Linked DNA regions of Homo sapiens: region 1 is linked to region 2. A link is an interaction called in ENCODE POLR2A ChIA-PET data of the cell type or tissue named here. Cell type or tissue: GM12878. All regions are shown on one strand. Links, peaks and the distances in the headings refer to the core of each region. The heading gives the core; the rest is flanking DNA.

Evidence for each region. Peaks named below come from ENCODE experiments on the same cell type or tissue, not always from the same donor. Only the 100,000 strongest peaks of a DNase experiment are listed, where the experiment ranks them.
Region 1: POLR2A ChIA-PET joins it to region 2 with 6 read pairs; 3 of 35 experiments call an interaction of 5 or more read pairs at or near these places.

What each region holds. Positions count from the first base shown.
Region 1 is chr5:75,555,586-75,561,740 of GRCh38, reverse strand. All of the region lies in intron 3 of POLK (DNA polymerase kappa), which reads right to left. Among named protein-coding and RNA genes, the nearest start is that of POLK, 47 kb to the right of the region's middle. In GM12878, for the core only: no CTCF peak of the experiment used is centred there; no DNase peak of the experiment used is centred there.
Region 2 is chr5:75,646,198-75,652,352 of GRCh38, reverse strand. The region is part of intron 7 of ANKDD1B (ankyrin repeat and death domain containing 1B); the gene reads right to left. Among named protein-coding and RNA genes, the nearest start is that of ANKDD1B, 38 kb to the right of the region's middle. In GM12878, for the core only: no CTCF peak of the experiment used is centred there; a DNase peak (open chromatin) is centred at 3,432.

The sequences.
Region 1 (6,155 bases), core at 572-5,571, 91 kb after region 2:
GGAAAACTTGCTAGCCATATTCAGAAAACTGAAACTGGACCCCTTCCTTACACCTTATACAACAATTAACTCAAGATGGATTAAAGACTTAAATATAAGACCTAAAACCATAAAAACCCTAGAGGAAAACCTAGGCAATACCATTCAGGACACAGGCATGGGCAAAGACTTCATGACTAAAACACTGAAAGCAATTGCAACAAAAGCCAAAATTGACAAATGGGATCTAATTAAACTAAAGAGCTTCTGCACAGCAGAATAAACTATCAGCAGAGTGAACAGGCAACCTACTGAATGGGAGAGAATTTTTGCTATCTATCCATCTGACAAACAGCTAATATCCAGAATCTACAAGGAACTTACACAAATCTACAAGAAAAAACCAAACAACCCCATCAAAAAGCAGGCAAAGGATATGAAGAGACACTTCAAAAGAAGACCTTTATGCAGCCAACAAACAAAAAAGCACATCATCAATGGTCATTAGAGAAACGCAAATCAAAACCACAATGAGATACCATCTCACACCAGTTAGAATGGCAATCATTAAAAAGTCAGGAAACAACAGATGCTGGAGAGGATGTGGAGAAATAGGAATGCTTTTACACTGTTGGTGGGAGTGTAAATTAGTTCAACCATTGTGGAAGACAGTGTGGCGATTCCTCAAGGATCTAGAACCAGAAATACCATTTGACCCAGCAATCCCATTACCAGTTATATACCCAAAAGATTATAAATCATTCTACTATAAAGACACATGTACATGTATGTTTACTGCAGCACTATTCACAATATCAGACTTGGAACCAACCCAAATGCCCATCAATGATAGACTGGATAAAGAAAATGTGGCACATATACATCATGGAATACTACGCAGCCATAAAAAATGAATTCATGTCCTTTGCAGGGACATGGATGAAGCTGGAAACCATCATTCTCAGCAAACTAACACAGAAACAGAAAACCAAACACTGCATGTTCTCACTCATAAATGGGAGTTGAACAATGAGACCATATGGGCACAGGGAGGGGAATATCACACACTGGGGCCTGTTGAGGGGTGGTGGGCAAGGGAAGGGATAGCATTAGTAGAAATACCTAATGTAGATGATGGGTTGATAGGTGCAGCAGACCACCGTGGCACATGTATACCTATGTAACAAACCTGCACATTCTGCACATGTATCCCAGAACTTAAAGTATAATAAAAAAACAAATTTTTTTAAAGAAACAAAAAATAGAATAACGGCTTTGGTTCGGGTCCTAGCACTGCAACTCATTAGTTACAGGACAGGGAGCAATTTAACCCCTTTCATGCTTACTTTCCTTATTTGTAAAGTGGTACTAAACCAACCTCAATAGGTTATTGAAAGAATTAAAAGAGACACCCATGTAATGCACCTATCTAGGGATACAATAAGGGCTTAATTATCTATAATTATAAAGTAGAAGTTACATTTATTGGGTATATGTGTCATATAATATGCTAAGTGCTTCCTATGTTAACTCATTTACTGGTCATAATTCTGAGATCATAATTATTGTTCCCATTTTATAGATGAAACTAAAGCTCAGTAAGAGTAAGTAATTTGCCCTAAGTCATAGAGCTAGTAAATGTTAGCACTAAACACTGAAACCAGGTTACTCTGAAGTCTGTTTTTGATTATGTTATGATGCTTCCCTATAATAGATTTTTTAAAGTCTGTAATGTTGAAATACACTCAAATCAAACTGTAATGGTATATTTTCCATCCATATTATGTCTTATTTTCTTTATAAATATCCCATTTCTATTACATTGAGGAGACTATTTCAGAAATAATGTGTTTTTTTGGTTTTGTTTTCTTAAATTAGTATTTCCCCAAGACTGTTGAATAAATTTGAGTTAATAAAATCAATTGTTGGCCAGCCCTAGTGGCTCATGCCTTTAACCCCTTTGGGAGGCTTAAGTGGAAGGGTAGCTTGAGGCCAGGAGTTTGAGACTGGCCTGGGCAATATAGTGAGATCCTGTCTCTACGAAAAATTTTAAAAATTAACTGAGTGTGAAAGTGTACACCTATAGTCCCCCCACTACTTGGGAGGCTGAGGCGGGAGGACTGTTTGAGCCCAGTAGTTGGAGGTTGTAGTGAGCCATGATGGTACCACCACTGCACTCCAGCCTGGGTGACAGAGAGAGACCCTGTCTCTAAAAAAAAAAAAAAAAAAAAAAAAAAACAAAACAAAACAAAAAAACAAACCCCAAATCAATAAATTGCCAAAATGGTCAAAATGCACTGATTTGCTGTATAGCTGTCATGCAATGTAACATAAACATCTGTCTACTTGATTTATGAACCCATGTTCTTATACAACAATTTGTCAGTTACAAAAATGACTGTGCTTTAAGAAGTCCACTGAGATTGGGAAAGGGTGGAGTATACTTAGAGAGGTTCTGAACACCCTAGAGGTTCATGCCTGTAAAAGTTGCTTACCTCAGCTCGACTAGCAATAGTTCATACTATCATATCACACATAATAAAATCGAGTACTTGGAAATTTTAAGACTCTAAAATAGAAACACATTTCCTACGAAAACAACTCTGTTCTCTCAGGCCTTCTTGACTCCTTAAACTTCCTCAATCTCCTCCCATTTATACAAATTCTTTTGGAGGAAGCTCAACAAATGAAACAATTGAACAATCAACATAAAACACGTTTCCTGCCATTCCTGTTGCAAAAGATGCCAGAGAGCCTCTGATGAAATAGTCAACCAAAACTGGAACAAAATCTTAAATTCTGCTATACAATGAAAGATACTTTCTATTCCTTCAGATTATTAGTATATTTAAGGATATGAGCTTTAAAAATAGTATGAATAGCTAACAGTTGTTAGCATCACTTATATACTGTATCATTAAAACTGTTAAATATATTTGTAGATTATAGATCAATAAAATGAAAATGTCCAGAAAGTACGTTGCTTAAGGATTAATATCAATTTTAAAATAATATTACTGTGGATAGAACTGATTTTTTTAAAACCTTGATAAAATGATGCCTAAGTTTATTTGAAAGAAACATGCATGAGAAATACAAAAAAAATTTTAAAGAAGAGTTACAAGCGAGAATATTAAACTATATTCCTACCGTTCAATAACTAAAACTGTATGGTACTGATACAGGAAAAGACTGAATTGATTAGAAGAGAGAGTCCAGAAATAAATCAAAGAACAATTGAGAATTTTTTAATTTGGAAGTACTTCATTTCAACTCAGTGAAGAAAGGATTCATGATTCAATAAATGGAGTTGGGACAAGTGAATCACCACTTAGGGAAAATAATACTATGCAGGGAAAACATAACACCATTTAAGAAAAACATACTTCACACTTTACATCAAAACAAATTCCAAATTGACTAAAGATATGAGTATGCCAAGAGCTATAAAAATACTAAAAGAAGACATAGGCATGGTTATGAGGAATAATTTTCCAAGTACAATACCCAGACCAAAAAAAAAAAACAACAACAAAAATTATAAGAATATTGTTCCTGGAACTAGTAAGTGATAATAATCAGTTACAAGATATAAGGTTAATATACAAAAGTCAATCACTTTCCTGTATGCCATCAATGAACAAGTAAAATTTAAAATTTAAAACACATTACAGGCCCAACATGTTGGCTCACATCTGTAATCCCAGCACTTTTGGAGGCCGAGGCAGGTGGATCACTTGAGCTCAGGAGTTCAAGACCAGCCTGGCCAACATGGTGAAACCCTGTCTCAACTAAAAATACAAAAACTAGCCAGGCATGGCAGTGAGCATCTCTAATCCCAGCTACCAGGAAGTGGAGGCAGGAGAATTGCTTGAACCCAGGAAGAGGAAGATGCAGTGAGCTGAGGTCATCCCACTACGCAGCAGCCTGGGTGACAGAGGGAGACTCTGTCTCAAAAACAAAACAAAACATAAAACACATTACAATTTATATTAAAACCTCCAAAAATGAAATACTTAGGAACAAGTGTAACAAAATATGTACAAGATCAACATGAGGAAAACTACAAAGTCTGAAGAAAGAAAGCAAAGAAGAACTAAATACGGTCTCTGGCCTATGATGGTTCAACTTAAGATTTTTCAACTTTATGAGGGGTTTATCTGGACATAATCCCACCATTAAGTCAGGGAATATCTGGACTTATGATGGTTTGACTTACAATTTTTCAACTGTATAATGGGTTTATCCAAATGTAACTCCATTGTAAACCAAGGAGCATCTTTAAATGGAGAGATATTCCATGTTCATGAACAGGAAGACTCTATTATCAAATGCCAGTTCTTCCCAACTTCATCTATACACTCAATGCAATCCTAGTCAAAATCCCAGCAAGCTATTTTGTGGATGTCAACAAACTGAGTCTAAAATTTATATGGAGAGGCAAAAGATCCAATTAGCCAACAAAATATTGTAGAAGAAGAACAAAACTGAAGGACTGAAACTACTTGACTTCAAGACTTACTATAAAGTTACAGTAATTAAGAGAGTGTGGTATTGGCAAAAGAATAGACAAATAGATCAATGAAACAGAATACAGAGCCCAGAAATAGACTCACATAAATACAGACAATTGGTCTTTGACAAAGGAGCAATGACTCAATAAAATGGAGAAGAGTTTCTTTCTTTTTTTTCTTTTCTTGAGACAGAGTCTCATTCTGTTGCCCAGGCTGGAGTGCAGTGGTGCAATCACAGCTCACTGCCACCTCCACCTCCCAGGCCCAAACAATCTTCCCACCTCAGCCTCCCAAATAGCTAGGACCATGGGCCTGTGCCACCACCCCGAGTTAATTTTTTCTATTTTTTGTAGAAGCAGGGTCTCGCTATGTTGCCTAGGCTGGTCCTGAACCCCTGGGCTCAAGCGATCTTCCCACCTTGGTCTCCCAAAGTGCTGGGATTACAGGCGTGAGCCGCCACACCTAGCAAGAAAAGAGTTTTTTAACAAATTGTGCTGGAACAATTGGATATCCTCATGTTAAAAAAAAAAAAAAGAAAAAAAGATGAAGTTATTTCCTCCACAAAAATGAACTCAAATGAATCACAGACCTAACTGTAAAATGCAAAACTATAAAATTCCTAGAAGATAACATAAGAGAAAATCTAGATGGACTTGGATTTGATGATGACTATTTAGATACAATACCAAAGGCACAATCCATGAAAGAAAGAATTGATAAACTAGACTTCATTAAAATTAAAAATTTCTGCTCTGTGAAAGATACTGTCAATAGAATAAAAAGAAAAGCCACAGGTTGGGAAACAATATTTGCAAAAGACATATCTGATACAGGTCTGTTGCCCAAAATACACGAAGAACTCTTAAAAACCAAAAATAAGAAAGCAAACAGCTTGATTATAAATGGTCAAGGACCTTAACAGACACCTCAACAAAGAACATATACAGATGGCAAATAAGCACATGAAAAGATGCTCCACATCATATGTCATCAGGGAAATGCAAATTAAAACAACAATGAGATACCACTATACACATATTAGAATAGCCAAAATTCACAATACTGACAACACCAAATGAGGGCAATGATATTTAGCAACAGGAATCCTCATTCATTGTTGGTGGGAAGACAAAATGGTATGGTCGCTTTGGAAGACAGTTTGGCAGTTTCTTATAAAGCTAAACATATTTTTATTTTACCATATTATCCAGCAATTGCGCTCCTTAGTATTTACCTAAAGGAGTTGAAAACTTATGTCTACACATAAGCCTGGCCATGGATATTTACAGCAGCTTTATTCATAATTCCCAAAACTTAGAAGCAACCAAAGTAAACTTTAGTAGGTAAATGGACAAATAGCTTGATAGCTCAATTATTTTATGTGCTGAATATTATTCAATTGTCTGTGGTATGGCTCACGCCTGTAATCCCAGAACTTTGGAAGGCTGAGGCAGGCGGATGACATGAGGCCAGGAGTTTCAGACCAGATTGGCCAACATGGTGAAACCCCGTCTCTACTAAAAAATGCAAAAATTAGCTGGGCATGGTGGTGGGCACTGGTTATCCCAGCTACTCGGGAGGCCGAGGGAGAATAGCTTGAACCCGGGAGGTGGAGGTTGCAGTGAGCCAAAATTGCACCACTGCACTCCAGCCTGGGCAACG
Region 2 (6,155 bases), core at 536-5,535:
CTAAGTGTCTCCCATAAAAGTGTCAGAGCCCTAGGGAACACGTGTGCAACAGACTGAATGTTTGCGTCCCTCCCAAAATTCATATGTTGAAACTCTAATGTCAATGTGATGATGATAGGAGGTGGGGACTTTCGGAGGTTATTAGGTAATTCGTTGTTGACTGATTAATTGTAAGACTGCTACAAAGTATTTGCAGGTCTTTCAATTAAGGATGCTGCTGGAAATTGCTTTCCCGCAATTGCTGCATCAGTATCTCCTTTCCCACAGTCTCTGCAGTATAACCTTGCCACTCCCCTCATCAAGAGGCAGGGTTATTTTCTTCACTCCTTTGAATCCAGATGAACCCTGGGTGGAACCCTTATGAATGAGACCCATGCCCTTGCAAAAAGAGGCCAGAGAGCTGGCTAGTTCTCTTTCTGCCATGTGAGGATACAGCAAGACAGTTGTCCGTAAACCAGGAAGAGGGCCTCATCAGAACCTGATCTGCTAGCACCCTGATCTCAGACTTCCAACCTCCACAACTATGAGAAATAAATGTTTGTTAAGTCACCCAATTTTATGGTATTTTTTATAGCAGCCTGAGCTGACTAAGACACTATGCCTAGGGCAAATATGAGTTAAAGCCTCATTTCCCTTCTCCCAGGAAGTAGGAAGTGGACTAGAACCAGGTCTTCTCTCCATACACCTCAGCAAAACCCCTCTTTGAACCAAATAGGTGACTTGGTATTAGCCCCAAGAAAGGACTGTTTCCTGCAGCCCTGTTTACTGCCAGTCTCCCCTGTGCTAGGCAGACATTCAATGCTCAGCATAATTTCTACTTGCAGCTTCCCTCATCATCTTCCTACTCGGCCCTTTCAGCGCCTCTCCTTCCCTGTGCTCAGCTGTCTTTGCTTAGTGCCCAAGGAGTCGGGCACACTGCTTGAGGGGATGGTCTGCTCCTGGCACTCCTGCCATCCTCCAAATGGCCCAGCATGGTGCCTTGCAATAATACAAAGTCAATGAATTGGTTGTTGACTGATTAATTGTAAGATTGCTACAAAGTATTTTCACATCTTCCAAATAAGGATGCTGTTGGAGATTGCTTTCCCAAAATGGCTGCATCAGTATCTCCTGTCCCACAGGCTCCTCTGCAATATGTCTTTGCCACTCCCTTCATCAAGAGGTGGGGTTTATTTCTCCACCTCCTTGAATCTGGGTCGACCCTGTAACTGCTTTGACCAATAGAATATGGCAGAAATTCCAGCGTGCCAGTTCCAGGCATGGCCCCTAACTAGCCTGGCAGCTGCTGCTCTCTGCCTTTTGTAATGCCTGCTCTTGTAATCGTTCCTCTTAGAGGCCAGTTCCCAGGCTGTAGGCTGAGGCACATGGTGAGGCCCAGGTGAGCTCCCACCTGACAGCCAGCATTAACTGCCAGGCATGTGAGTGTACTCTCTTGGGTATTGGGCTCAGGTAAGCCTTCAAAATCCTGGCTGACTTCCAACTGTAATCACATAATAAACTCAAACTAAGAATCCTCTCAGCTGAGCCCAGTCAACCCACAGAGCCATGAAAATAATAATACATTGTTGTTTTAAGCCACTGAGCTTTGGGTTGGATTGTTAGGAAGCAATAGATAATGGAACAGATGCCAACAGCAATGACCTGTATATCTCTGACCAACTGAAATCTAGCTTGCATGATGCTAAATGCCTATATGACCTTGGATATGTGGCCTGTCAAGTACGGGCCTCTTTGTCTTTGCCTGTAAAAATGGCCCCTATATTAGTTTTCTATTGTTGTTATAAGACATTGCCATAAAATTAGTGGCTTAATAAAAATGTTTTATTTTATAGTTCTGGAGGTCAGAAGTCCGAAATGGATCCCACTGGGCTAAAAAAAGAAGTTCGCAGACCTATGTTCCCTTCTGGAGGCTCTCAGGAGAATCCACTTCCTTGTCTCTTACAGGTCTTAGAAGCCTCCTATGTTCTTTGGCTCACACCCCCTTGCTCCATTGTCAAAACCAGCAACAGTTAGCTGAGGCCTTCTCACATTGCATCACTGACATCTTCGTCTGCCTCCCTCTTCCTCTTTAAAGGATCCTTATGATTACATTGGGCCCACCTGGTAATCCAGGAGAATCTCATTTTAAGATCAGCCAATTAGCAACCTTAATTCCATCTGCAATTTAAATTCTCCTTTGCCATGTAACATAACATATTCACAGGTTCCGGGAATTGCGATGTGAACATCTCTGGGGTGGGGAACCTGACCCTGCCTACCACATCACCCCCTTCTTTCTCTGAAATCACAATACTACTGGGAGGATACGTGAGCCAGTAAATGTGTATGGTAACCGTAACTATTATTTTATCCATTCCACAAAAAATATATTGAGCACTTATTTTGTGCCAGGCACTATTTTAGATAGTGGAGGGATATGTTGGTAAACAACACTGACGAGATCTCAGACATTACATTTCAGTGGTGGTGGACAATCAATTGATCCATAGATTGGTAGACTTGTAGATCAGCAGATCAGTGGACTTAAATTAAATCTGCTTTTTAGATTCTAGATGTTGTTAGAAGAATAACATCAGCTAGTTGTAAGTTCTACAGCAAGACATAAAATAGCATGACTTGTTGGCTACTTTCTAATGGCTGATCAACAAAGCCTTCTTGGATAAGGTGACATTTAAACTGAGATCAGAATGGTCAGAAGTGCCCTCCCTGGGAAGATCAGAAGCCACCTAAAGCAGAAACAAATTTACAAGAAACTCAAAGCAGGAACCCTGTAGTAGGAGTCCACAGCATTTACCTCTAGGCATCATGGGCTCCGTGTGTAGGGCCTACAGACTTTTTATGTGCCAAAGAAACCGTTAAAATGTAAAACATAAAAAAATTATTGGTTCCACGATACCAAAAGAAAACCACAAAATTGAAGTGAATAAATATTTAATTGACATTCATACTTCATTGATTGTTAAATGTAATATTCATAAAATATTCATATTTATAAACAATTTGTAGGTTGCATTTTTTCACCTCCCTCAAATTCCCAATTATGCACACAGAGTTCTAAGAAATCAGAGTCAATCATAAATTAGGTGAGTCTGTCATAGCCAAATAATTGCAAAAAGCAAAAACAAAAAAGCCTTTTAGAGCAATTACCAGCAAAAAAAAAAAAAAAAAGTAAAGAGGAATGTGGGAGCACTTAAATATGTATGATAAAATGTGAGGTAGGACCTCCAGGAATGAGTTTTTAGGACCTACAAAAGCCTTTATTGGACCCAGGGCAGTTAATAGGGCCCTAAAGAGAGCCTGTTGCCCTAATTCTGGGCAGCCCCTCCACCCAACACAAATGGAGGAAGCCAGGTGTCAACTACATTCATAATCTCACTCCAACATCCTCCTTAGAAATGACTCAACCCTTTACCCACTCCCCTTGATGATGGGGAGGTGGGAGGGAGCACAAAAGCAATCTCCTGGAAACCAAGACTCAGTGTCAGCAGGTGAAGTGTGTCCAAGATCAAACACAGCAATCACCTACAAATGTGAAAGCAAACCAAAGTCCAACCCATCCCGGGCTCGTGTGTGTTCTTGCTGTTGGCTTCTTGCTTCACACTGCTTTTCTCCCCAGGGTTTTCACTGGGTTGGACAGATAGGTGTGGATAGCTAGTGGGGGCTGAGGTTGTTGATTGAGAAGTGTGCTGATGAACTCGGGAAAAATTCTAAAAGTAAAAGCTAAAAAATGGATTCACGATCATTTCCAGGCTGCCTAGAGCAGCTGAGACCACTGGCTGTAAGGACAGGGGCAATATGGAGCCTGAAGTCTCAGTCGGATGGGGAGAACGTGTGCATATGAAAATCACTACAAAGCAAAATACTTAAGGGCAAAATAATTAAGGACAAGGGTAAGGCAGTGTACAAAATAATGGAGTAAGCCTGACAGAGTCTTGCTAACCTGGGAAGCCTTCCCAGGAACTTGAAGGGGGATACCGACTGGGGACAAGGAGGCACCTGTGTAATGACTGTAGAGGCACAGCTCTCCACATTCTCCACATTCTGAATATTTCATGGCTCCCATGAATTCTTTTTTTTTTTTTTTTAATTTTTTTTTTTTAATTATACTTTAAGTTTTAGGGTACATGTGCACATTGTGCAGGTTAGTTACATATGTATACATGTGCCATGCTGGTGCGCCGCACCCACTAACATGTCATCTAGCATTAGGTATATCTCCCAATGCTATCCCTCCCCCCTCCCCCCACCCCACCACAGTCCCCAGAGTGTGATATTCCCCTTCCTGTGTCCATGTGATTTCATTGTTCAATTCCCACCTATGAGTGAGAATATGCGGTGTTTGGTTTTTTGTTCTTGTGATAGTTTACTGAGAATGATGGTTTCCAATTTCATCCATGTCCCTACAAAGGACATGAACTCATCATTTTTTATGGCTGCATAGTATTCCATGGTGTACATGTGCCACATTTTCTTAATCCAGTCTATCATTGTTGGACATTTGGGTTGGTTCCAAGTCTTTGCTATTGTGAATAATGCCGCAATAAACATACGTGTGCATGTGTCTTTATACCAGCATGATTTATAGTCATTTGGGTATATACCCAGTATTGGGATGGCTGGGTCAAATGGTATTTCTAGTTCTAGATCCCTGAGGAATCGCCACACTGACTTCCACAATGGTTGAACTAGTTTACAGTCCCACCAACAGTGTAAAAGTGTTCCTATTTCTCCACATCCTCTCCAGCACCTGTTGTTTCCTGACTTTTTAATGATTGCCATTCTAACTGGTGTGAGATGGTATCTCATTGTGGTTTTGATTTGCATTTCTCTGATGGCCAGTGATGATGAGCATTTTTTCATGTGTTTTTTGGCTGCATAAATGTCTTCTTTTGAGAAGTGTCTGTTCATGTCCTTTGCCCACTTTTTGATGGGGTTGTTTGTTTTTTTCTTGTAAATTTGTTTGAATTCATTGTAGATTCTGGATATTAGCCCTTTGTCAGATGAGTAGGTTGTGAAAATTTTCTCCCATGTTGTAGGTTGCCTGTTCACTCTGATGGTAGTTTCTTTTGCTGTGCAGAAGCTCTTTAGTTTAATTAGATCCCATTTGTCAATTTTGGCTTTTGCTGCCATTGCTTTTGGTGTTTTGGACATGAAGTCCTTGCCCACGCCTATGTCCTGAATGGTAATGCCTAGGTTTTCTTCTAGGGTTTTTATGGTTTTAGGTCTAACGTTTAAATCTTTAATCCATCTTGAATTGATTTTTGTATAAGGTGTAAGGAAGGGATCCAGTTTCAGCTTTCTACATATGGCTAGCCAGTTTTCCCAGCACCATTTATTAAATAGGGAATCCTTTCCCCATTGCTTGTTTTTCTCAGGTTTGTCAAAGATCAGATAGTTGTAGATATGCGGCATTATTTTTGAGGGCTCTGTTCTGTTCCATTGATCTATATCTCTGTTTTGGTACCAGTACCATGCTGTTTTGGTTACTGTAGCCTTGCAGTATAGTTTGAAGTCAGGTAGTGTGATGCCTCCAGCTTTGTTCTTTTGGCTTAGGATTGACTTGGCGATGCGGACTGTTTTTTGGTTCCATATGAACTTTAAAGTAGTTTTTTCCAATTCTGTGAAGAAAGTCATTGGTAGCTTGATGGGGATGGCATTGAATCTGTAAATTACCTTGGGCAGTATGGCCATTTTCACGATATTGATTCTTCCTACCCATGAGCATGGAATGTTCTTCCATTTGTTTGTGTCCTCTTTTATTTCCTTGAGCAGTGGTTTGTAGTTCTCCTTGAAGAGGTCCTTCACATCCCTTGTAAGTTGGATTCTTAGGTATTTTATTCTCTTTGAAGCAATTGTGAATGGGAGTTCACTCATGATTTGGCTCTCTGTTTGTCTGTTGTTGGTGTATAAGAATGCTTGTGATTTTTGTACATTGATTTTGTATCCTGAGACTTTGCTGAAGTTGCTTATCAGCTTAAGGAGATTTTGGGCTGAGACGATGGGGTTTTCTAGATAAACAATCATGTCGTCTGCAAACAGGGACAATTTGACTTCCTCTTTTCCTAATTGAATACCCTTTATTTCCTTCTCCTGCCTGATTGCCCTGGCCAGAACTTCCAACACTATGTTGAATAGGAGCGGTGAGAGAGGGCATC